2 separate regions of the Homo sapiens genome follow, and region 2 is linked to region 1. A link is a contact called in ENCODE Hi-C or POLR2A ChIA-PET data. All regions are on one chromosome and are shown on one strand. The core of a region is the stretch at or near the end of the contact, and the rest is flanking DNA. Distances in the headings are between cores, read along the strand shown.

Region 1 (4,967 bases), core at 119-2,618:
ATATTTACACATTTTATATAAGGAAATAAGTGTATCAATAACTTTAGGTCTATCCTAAGTCAAATTAATAGCAGAAAATACTATTTGGGGGCATTTTGCAGTCTACAAGGCCCTTCTAACATCCATATGTCCATTTGATCTCCCGAACATCCTCAGGAGGTAGATTTTTTTTTTTTTGAGACGGAGTTTCACTCTTGTTGCCCAGGCTGGAGTGCAGTGGCACGATCTCGGCTCACTGCAACCTCCGCCTCCCGGGTTCAAGCGAGTCTCCTGCCTTAGCCTCCCGAGTAGCTGGGACCACAGGCGTGCACCACCACGCCCGGCTAATATTTGTATTTTTAGTAGAGACGGGGTTTCACCATATTGGCCAGAGTGGTCTCGAACTCCTGACCTCGTGATTCGCTGGCCTTGGCCTCCCAAAGTGCTGGGATTACAGGCGTGAGCCACCGCTCCTGGCCTGGGGGTAGACATTTTTAAGACAGTCCTTTCAGAGATAAGGAAACTGGTAACAAAGTGCCAAGGTTACCCACCCTAGTGGTATCCTCCAACCATTCTCCAGCTCAGGGGTAAGTGATCAGTGGCAAATGTTCTTAATACAACATCTTGTATTAACATAACATTTCTGCAAGTTACCACCCTCCTCAAGCATAGTTAAGCACAGGAATCCAGGAATAAGCCAAAAGTAATAAATCCCGACAGACCACTGATGACACTTATCATCTTGCATTGTTTCCTCACTTGGTGTCCTCCCACACCTCTAGGGCGGGGACCAGATCTGTGTGTAGGTGCCCCCTCCCCGACCGGAACCCCCAACACGAAACCTGGTATCCAAGAGGCCCCAGTTTGTGGGAGTGTATGTGGAAATGGCATGGGATGCTGGCAGGAGGTTTTCCTGTCAGAGACCCGAAATGACGCCAACTCCGCGGTGGGGACTAAGCTTCTCCGGCAGATATAGACTCGTTGGGCGGAGAGGGTCCGACCGATAACCGGGCTGGGAAGGATGGCTGAGGACTGACGCCGCTAAGGCAAACCAGGGAAGCTGACACGCTGAGGGCACAGAGGCACAGACGAGGCGGGTCTGCCCGCAGCGATGGCTGGAAGGCTAGGGTCCAACAGAGGCTTGGGGGCCGGGGGAATCAGGGCAGTTGGAGTCTGGGGGGGAGGGGGCCGGCCTGCTGGTCTGAGAAGGATCTGAACCCAATCTGAGGAGGGTTCTGAACTCCTCTAGGGGCCTACTCCCCATCCCACGGAGGCATCTGCTGCACCGAGTACTCGCTGCTACCTGAAACTGCAGCAGCTTCTCTGTCTGCTCCTGGGTTAGATCCCGCTCCTCAGGCGCCGCCATTTTGCCGCCGCCTCTACGCTCCTGACCCGTCCGCACCGTCACCCGCCGGAACTGACCTCAGCCACAACCACATCCGGTCTGAACGGCCGCCGGCGCGCAACTGCGTCTGCGCGCGCTGGCCCACTAACCTCCCCCCGCCCCCCGCCACCTCTGGCCGCCGCCAGAGGGCGCCACGCTCGGGCCTATCCCGAACACTTCCGGAAATTGCCGAGGGACTGTCGGTACAAGTCGCTCTTACCATTTAGGCGACGAAAGGATCTGCTAAGATTAGGCGACGAAAGGAGACCTAAGATTCCAGTGCAGTCTTGCAGAGCCGAGAGGGCCCGAATGTGCCTCGAGAAGCTCCGGAGCATCCCGAATGGCATTCGGCTGATTTCGGCTGCTCTCTAACCATTTTCCGGCAACCTCAGATACTCTTGGAGGTTTCTCGGGAGACGCAGCCGTTCCGAAATACCAGCCTTTTGGTCGCTGGCCCCTGACCTAAAGTTTCCAAAAGCTCCTGACCATCTCTCGGGAGGTTCCGAAGGGCTCTGGATACTGGCGCGGCATTTCCGACGCCGCCTTCGAAGCGGAAGCTGTGGGCAGACTTCGGCCACCGTTCCATTGCCGCTTCGGGGTCACTTGCAGGAAGATCTGGACTCGGCTCCCCGGATCCTCGACCATTCATGGCGCCCCCAGTCGTCCGCACAGCTTGCCGTCCACCGCCGTGACTGCGGCGCTGGAACCCCGGCCCGGCATCTGCTTTTCCGTGCCTGGAGCCTTGTCTCTCCGCACTAGCGCTGCACTGGCCCCTTGTCTCTGTGACAGGCGAAGAAAGATCCCTGGACCGGGATTAGGAGACGCGGGTTCTAGTTGCCACCTTGCCAACTGCTGGACATCCTTGGGCAAACCACTTGGGCTCCATTTTGCCATTTGTTGAATGAGATTCCCCAAAAGCCCCTGACGTGCTGCCGCCGCCCCTTCTCCTCGAGGCAGTCCCCTGCCCTTCCCTTCTGCTGCTTACACTACCCTATCACCACCCCTCAATCTCTATCTTCCTCTGCACGTCCCTTGCCCCTTCTAGTCCGCCACCTCTCTTTAGATTTCCCGTTTTCATTTCCACCTCTCCCGCCGAACGCCTCCTCTGCCCACCTTCCAGAGAGGCCTGGGTCTGGTACACGCTTTTCCACTGACCACCTGTGTGATTCTCAGCAAGGCTCTCGGCCGCCTGCGCCCCACCCTCGTCCCCTTGCAGGGTTGATCCGGTGAGACAGAAAAGGCTTTGAGAGCTGGTTCTGTGAAGAGTACATGAAATTTTGGCTACTTCTTTCAGGACTTATCAGGTCTTACCAGGTCTGCACAAACCACGACGTCCTGGAAAAACAGCACATGGTACGCCCTAAAACACAACCCCCAAAAAGTGCTAATTGGAAAAACAAAACAAAACAAAACAAAAACCCTGCAAATTTGGATCTGCATATGAAATCTTTCCGTTTAAAAATGGTGTCGGCCGGGCTCTGTGGCTCACGCCTGTAATCCCAGCGCTTTGGGTGGCCGAGGCGGGCGGATCACTTGAGGTCAGGAGTTCGAAACTGGCCTGGCCAACATGGCGAAACCCTGTCTCTACTAAAAATACAAAAATTAGCCAGGGTTGGTGGCGCACGCCTGTAGTCCTAGCTACTCGGGAGGCTGAGGCAGGAGAATCGCTTGAATCTGGGAGGCGGAGGTTGCAGTGAACTGAGATTGCCCCACTGTACTCCAGCCTGGGCGACGGAGTGAGACTCCGTCTCAAAAATAAATAAATAAATAAATAATATGTCAATTAAGTAAAAACCCCCGAAGGTAAAATCGGAAGCAGATAGCTGCTACTCTATAGAGAATTTATTACAGCAGCTCAAAGCTCAAAGGAAACTCAGTGTTGTTCAATCTCACCAATAACGTTGGGTTCAGATAAACTAAATGAGGGTTGGCAAAGTCAGATGTCCTCAGGAATTGTGTAATTCTCACTTAAGATATATACTTGCCAGCAGGCATGGTGGCAAATGCCTGTAGTCCCAGCTACTCGGGAGGCTGAGGTGAGAGGACCACTTGAGGCCATGAGTTCAAGGCTGTTGTATGCTGTGATCACACCACTGCATTCCAGCCTGGGTAACATATTCTTTCAACAGACCTAATTTGTAGTTATATGAAACACCATTGAATATTTCTTCACTTCCTCAAAGAAAGTTACACTTTCTTTTTCTATCTTTCTGTTTTCTTCTTTCTTTCTTTCTTTTCTTTGAGACGGAGTCTTGCTCTATCGCCCAGGCTGTAGTGCAGTGGCCTGATCTTGGCTCACTGCAAGCTCTGCCTCCTGGGTTCATGCCATTCTCCTGCCTCAGCCTCCTGAGTAGCTGAGGCTTACAGGTGCCTGCCACCATGCCCGGCTAATTTTTTTTTTGTATTTTTAGTAGAGATGGGGTATCACCGTCTTAGCCAGGATGGTCTACGATCTCCTGACCTCGGGATCCGCCCGCCTCGGCCTCCCAAAGTGCTGGGATTACAGACGTGAGCCATCGCACCTGGCCCTGTTTTCTTCTTTCAATAAAGATTAGGTTACAAGAAATAATTCATTTGTTTAAAACTCTACTTTAATGTGTCTCCGTGTGGGGACAAAATATGAAAAGCCGGAGTGTCCATTCCCTGTCCAAAGGTGGTTTTTGGCCAGACGCGGTGGTTCATGCCTGTAATCCCAGCATTCTGGGAGGCCAAGGTGGGAGGATTGTTTGAGCCTAGGAGTTGGGGACCAGCCTAGGCAATATAGTGAGACTGCCTCTACCAATTTTTTTTTTTTTTTTTAATTAGCCAAGTGTGGGCCGGGCACGGTGGCTCACACCTGTAATCCTAGCACTTTGGGAGGCTGAGGCGGGCAGATCTTGAGGTCAGGAGATCAAGACCATTCTGGCTAACACAGTGAAACCCTGTCCCTACTAAAAATAAAAAAAAATTAGCCAGGCATGGTGGCAGATGCCTGTAGTCCCAGGCCGAGGCAGGAGAATCGCTTGAACCTGGGAAGCAGAGGTTGCGGTGAGCCGAGATCGTGCCACTGCACTCCAGCCTGGGCAACAGAGCGAGACTCTGTCTCAAAAAAAAAAAAAAAGTTAGCTGAGTGTGTTAGTACGCATCTGCAGTTCTACCTAGTTAGGATGCTGAGGCAGGGATGATCACTTAAACCCGGGAGGCAGAGGTTGCAGTGAGCCATAGTCATGACTGCACTCCAGCCTGGGTAACAGAGCAAGACCCTGTCTCAAAAAAACAAACAAAAACAAAACAAAACAAAAAACAGACGGTTTCTGCCTTTTAGCTGTGGAGGATGGCTTCCATGTATTGCCGGAACTGCCCATTTTTTTTTCAGAGCACAGACATTCTCACCCCCCCAAAAAAATGTGAGGTGATGCATATGTTCATCAGCTTGATTTAGCCATTCCACAAAGTACACATATTTCAAAACATCATGTCCTACATGATACATTTTATTTGAAAAACATCACATTGTACACCTTAAAAAGTAAAATATGCTAATTTGAAAAGAAAAACTCTACACATTTGGATTTCCATGTGAAATCCCCCCATTTAAAAATGGTGTTGGCCAGGCGCGGTGGCT
Region 2 (5,397 bases), core at 196-2,695, 3.2 Mb before region 1:
CGTCATTCACCCTGCCTGCTCCATCTGCATCCCCCTCACATCCAGCAAGAGTTTTCCTTTACACAGGGTTTACGGCTCCCCTGCTGATCACCTGCCAAAGCCTTCTCTCGGAGATAACACCCTTGCCAAGGCCTAAGTGGCCTTTGAAGATCAGGCCCTGCTTAGCTCTGGGCTCCTGTCTTTCTTTTGATGTCCTCTCTACTTTTTCTCAAACCTGTCAAAACTGGATTCGGACTCTGTGGCACTGGGGTTGGAAACATGCTTTGTCCGCATCTTCCCAGGGTGGCACTCAGGCTTGCACTAGCTAAGGTAGCTCTGCGGCAGGGTCCAGCACTACCTTATTGTTAATTTGTGTATTGTCTGTGTCCACTAAAGCTGGGGTGAGGAAGGCAGCCAAATCAGACATGGGGAGGCCTGGGAGGCTACGGCATCTTAGGTTTTGGGCAGTGCTGCTAGAAACCACGAACATTAGTCATCTCGCAGCATGTGTGCACATGGGGTGACCCGGGGGCCTCCTCGAATGCAGCGTCTACGCCTGGTGAATGGACGCACTCTTACCAATTCTGCTCTGGGAGATGCAGCGGTAACCTACCGAGCGCAGAGGCCGGCGCGCACCCGTGGAGCCCGCGCTCGCGATCCCTCCTCGTGCCAGGGCCCCAGGGCAGTCAAGGCCTGCCGACCGTTAGGCGGGTCAAGGGGTACACAGGGTGCGAATTCGTTAGGCAAAAGCTGGGTACAGGCGCGAGCCACAGGCACGGAAACCTCGCGCCGACCGGGGCCCTAGGCCCGACGACGGCAGGTAAGGGGAAGTGGAGGCACACAGGGCTGGGACGTGCCCCAGGCACCATACGGGTGGCTTCGGGCGCGGGACGTCCGCAGCCCCGCAGCTCCCAGGACGTTCGACAATCTGCAGCTGACCAGCTTCGGCCGGTTTGGGGATAAAGGGAAGACAGGCGGCGCGGGGAGTGGGAACGCCTGAAGGCCGCGCCCCTCCTTTCAGGTCGGCCAGGAGCGCGCCGGTAAGAGCCTGGGGGCAAGGGGTAGAAAGACGCCCACCTCATCACAACCCAGAGCTCGGGACTCCTATACAGTCCCATAGGGAACAGGCGGCCGCCATTCCCCTCCCCCACGCTGGCGGGTAAGGCTAGAGAACGGTTTCAAGGAAGACGCATGCGCATGAAATAATTATAAACCGCTAGGACTCCGAAGTTCAATATTCGCGGGAAGGCGCAGGCGCAACAAAAAGCCCGGCGGGTTTATGGGTGGGGGTGCTGAGCCCAAAACCCAAGCGTGTAATAATCCGCCGGCGGGAGGTGGGCTGGCTCTTGAAATTACGCATGCGCCAGAGCTCTTTGTGACGCAACGGGGCGGTGCGGGCAGCTGGCTGCGCGTGCGCAGAACTCGCACAAGGGACCTTATTTAGGTTGCGCAGGCGCCCGCTGGCCATTTCGTCTTAGCCACGCAGAAGTCGCGTGTCTAGGTGAGTCGCGGTGGGTCCTCGCTTGCAGTTCAGCGACCACGGTGGGTACCGTTTTTGCGAGGATTGTTTGTCCCCATATCTCTGGGAGGGCCACGGGGACCTTGGCGAGCTGCAGGCTGCCGTCGAGAGCCGCGAGTGGTTCGCTGAATCTCGGCACCGCCGCTGAGGCCTGCAGGCCGCGCCGACTCTATTGTGTGAGAAGTCGGAGGAGGCGGAGCGGAAGCGGCCGCCGCCATTTCCTTTCCTCTACGCTGGCTCTCGGCCCGGGCCCCCACGGTTCGGGGCGCCGACAGCTGTTGCTCAGGACAGCTTTGGGGGTCCGGTCGCCGGACGAGGAGGTGTTGGAGTCGCCGGGGTGGGTGCATCCGCCCGGTTTTTGCTCCGTGGGGGGGCGGTGCGGGCCCGGGCGCGCCTCGGAGGCGAAGGACAGCTTAATTGGCGCTCTCAGTTCTGGTCCTCCCCGCTTTGCAGTTTGTTTCGACGCCGGACCGCGTAAGAGACGATGATGTTGGGCACGGAAGGTGGAGAGGGATTCGTGGTGAAGGTCCGGGGCTTGCCCTGGTCTTGCTCGGCCGATGAAGTGCAGAGGTTTTTTTCTGGTGAGTTAGAACTAGGACGCGGGAGTTCGAGTTCGAGGCCGGGGCGGGCGGGCTGGCGGGCGGCCGGGCTGGGGCGGGGCGGGGCGGGGCGGGCCGGGCCGGGCCGGGCCGGGTGGGACCCGGGGCGCCCCCTGGCGAGGCGCGGGCGACTACACTCACCGCTGTGCTGCTCGCGCCCGGCGGCCCGCTGTTACGCAATGGAAATTTCGAAAGCCCCGCCCGTCCTCCTGGCCCTTGGGGGAGTGCGGCAGGTTTGGCAGACTTTGTTTTCTTTACCTATCTTTGAACACCAGCTTTTCTTTTATGGGTGTCTTTTTTTCTTTTTCTTTTGAGTTGGAGTCTCTGTCACCCAAGCTGGAGTGCAGTGGCGCGTTCTCGGCTCACTGCAACCTCCGCCTCCTGGGTTCAAGCGATTCTCCTGCCTCAGTCTCCCGAGTGTCTGGGACTAGAGGCGCGCACCGCCACGCCCGGCTAATTTTTGTATTTTTAGTAGAGACGGGGTTTCACTATTTTGGCCAGGCTGGTCTCGAACATCTGACCTCAAGTGATCCGCCCACCTCGGTTTCCCAAAATGCTGGGATTACAGGCGTGAGCCACCGCGCCTGGCCCGGGTGTCTTTTTTCGAAAGGATAAATTGGCATAGGTGGGATTTCCTCCTCAATCTTGAGAAAATGGCCGAGTGATTAGACAAATAATAGTAATGTTTTGCAATATCTTGAAGTGTAACCTCTTGTTTCCAGTTTTGGTGTTTTCTTAAAAAGGAGCATTCTTCGGAAAGTTAAAATGTCACGTCTTAATTTCAGTTTTCCTAATCAAGATTTGATAATTGAAGAGTGTTTTCTTATCTAGTTCTTAATCTGGCTCACTATACAGTTGAAGACACTGAAGCCCAGGGAAGTGTTTTTGCAGTACATAGGTTTCCTGAATATTTTCTATCAGAATGTCCTTGTTCCTATTATTAGACTGGGAAAAAGAAATTAGACTGATTAAAATTCTATTTGGATGAAATTAACAGCTTTTGGCAAGACGTTTGTAGTATTGACTTACTATCTGAATTTAGCGTTGGTAACGGAAAGCGACCTGTAAAACAAGAACCAAGTACGCTGGAAGCCGCCTTGCAGGGGGCAACACTGGGTTTGGCTTCAGCTGTGCAACTTGGAGCATTTTAGCTTGGTAACACTGATCCCCTTTCAGGTGAGTATTGGGCTTGTAATTTGAATTTGAATGAGAAACCGTAATGTGGCTACTGGTAAGGTAAAACGGATAAATGCCCCAGACCAAAACAGCTCGCAACGAAGTATGTTTGCCGTAAAGTCACACAGTCCAGGCTTGATAATCTTCTGAGAAATTGATAAAAGATGTGTGATGTAGACATGAGTAGCAAGGACTAAAGAGATAAATTCATTCTGAAACTGCTTTGAATATTGTATGTTGTTGATGGGTTGGAAATATATCACCTTAGGAATGAGTTTGTTTTTTTTTAATTGGAGTTTTAGGAGTTGGTAATATCGTGGTCAGTATATATAGGCTTCACAAGTTATGTAATTTGTAGTGGGGACATGGAATAGACATTTCATCTGTGTCACCCAGAGGTGGTTTTAGGTTTTAAATTCTGTATTAACGGTTGTTTTCTTTCCAGACTGCAAAATTCAAAATGGGGCTCAAGGTATTCGTTTCATCTACACCAGAGAAGGCAGACCAAGTGGCGAGGCTTTTGTTGAACTTGAATCAGAAGATGAAGTCAAATTGGCCCTGAAAAAAGACAGAGAAACTATGGGACACAGATATGTTGAAGGTTTGATTTACATTGCCCTAGTTACAGTAAATAAAGCATTAAACAATAGAGGTCTCACCCCTTCTGAATTTTAGGTATTTGACTGCATGGAAATGGTCATCTAAGGGAGTTTGTGGCAGCTCTTCCTAGCTTATCTAAAGACCCAGGAAGTCTGAACTTTGTTATCTAATTTTCCAAAAGTGACTAATTCTAAGCACCTCTTTCAGTATTCAAGTCAAACAACGTTGAAATGGATTGGGTGTTGAAGCATACTGGTCCAAATAGTCCTGACACGGCCAATGATGGCTTTGTACGGCTTAGAGGACTTCCCTTTGGATGTAGCAAGGAAGAAATTGTTCAGTTCTTCTCAGGTATGTAGTCATGTTTGTTGCTGAGCAGTGAGTTTTGGCTAGCTTATGGCAAGGTGATTTAATAGACGTTAAAGTTGAGTAGCTTAGGTATTTCAGTAGGTTGTAAATTGCCAATGAATTAATGTTTTCTTCCTAGAGACCTTCAAATAATTTAAGCCCATCTTAAAGGTGGAAATGAAGTACTTCCAAAATGTTAACTTTGCCTATATTTAGTATTATAGTTCAGAGTAGATCTTTCATTGAGGATTGCCCTCAACAGCTTAACTACTTTCCTCACATTGGTGTCCAGCTAAGTACCTCAAGTTAAAGGTAAGATCCCTTTACCAGCAGATCATCAGTGCGATGAATTAGGTTGTTGTAAATTATGGCAAGTGTCTGTGTTGCAAGAGACACGTATTTGGGTCATGTGACCAGAAGCATCTAATGGTCTAATTCTCTTTAATGCAAAAGTCGGTTTATGAAAGACTTGGTTTAACCTGTGTGGTATAAACTTACTGAAAATCAGATGTAGTGAGAGTAGTTTGAATGCTTGTAGTCTCAGTATCTGAAATAAGTGTTTTGAAATTGTTCCTGGGCCTAAAGTATTTGAATGTTTTTATGCTGAAGAGCTGATAAGATTGCATGTTTAACAATGTTAGATAAGATATCGTATATTTTAAGTATTAATATTTATGATGTGATACGCTGGAAGCAGGAAATCCTTTCATGGTTTAGTGTAGTATGTTAAAAATTGATATATGTATCGAGTCCTAATGTCAGAATTTTTAAAATCAAGTCTGTTTTGTTTTGACACTAAATTGGTGAGAATTGAATGCTGTCAACGTTAAATATGAACATAATTTCATATCTTCTAGGAAAGTGCTTTAAGTCCTTTTTGTAAGCTTGGGAATGTATCCACGGAAAGGATTTTTCATAGACGGAATTTCCAGAAGTGAATCATAACTACTGTTAGAGCATAAGCATGCATGATTGTGCTGTGTAGATCAGTTTTGTTGAAAGTTTAGATTGTTGTGTTTGTCAATTATAATTTAATGTTTCAGTTTTTATATGAAATGTTGTAAATGTATACCTTTTTAAAAACTTGAAGTTCCAATAACTTAAAGCATTGAAATATAAAATGAGGTAAAAGGTGTTTTGAATTTAGTAAAACTGTTATTTAATGCTTAAAACTTA

The links. A loop is a pair of places that touch in the nucleus more often than their neighbours do. ChIA-PET counts read pairs that join two places held with the same protein, here RNA polymerase II (POLR2A). Pooled maps may share reads with other maps.
Region 2: a loop to region 1 is called in a map with no recorded cell type, with 12 times the contacts of the local background. The contact joins the promoter of HNRNPH1 here to the promoter of FAF2 in region 1. A Hi-C loop is called at or near these places in 1 of 37 single-sample maps with no recorded cell type and 7 of 50 pooled maps. POLR2A ChIA-PET finds 5 or more read pairs at or near these places in 2 of 52 experiments (B cell and activated T-cell).

What each region holds. Positions count from the first base shown.
Region 1 is chr5:176,444,786-176,449,752 of GRCh38, reverse strand. It overlaps FAF2 (Fas associated factor family member 2), which reads right to left and starts at 1,368. Exons shown (of 11, transcript NM_014613.3): 1 at 1,283-1,368. The coding sequence starts at 1,345. RefSeq lists enhancers at 1,288-1,347, 1,658-1,717, 1,798-1,987 and a silencer at 1,428-1,477.
Region 2 is chr5:179,619,719-179,625,115 of GRCh38, reverse strand. It overlaps HNRNPH1 (heterogeneous nuclear ribonucleoprotein H1), which reads left to right and starts at 1,445. Exons shown (of 14, transcript NM_001257293.2): 1 at 1,445-1,521; 2 at 1,952-2,079; 3 at 3,719-3,874; 4 at 4,081-4,224. The coding sequence starts at 1,983. The region is part of intron 4 of LOC128966623 (a long non-coding RNA gene); the gene reads right to left. RefSeq lists enhancers at 1-618, 619-1,404, 1,154-1,448, 1,504-1,673.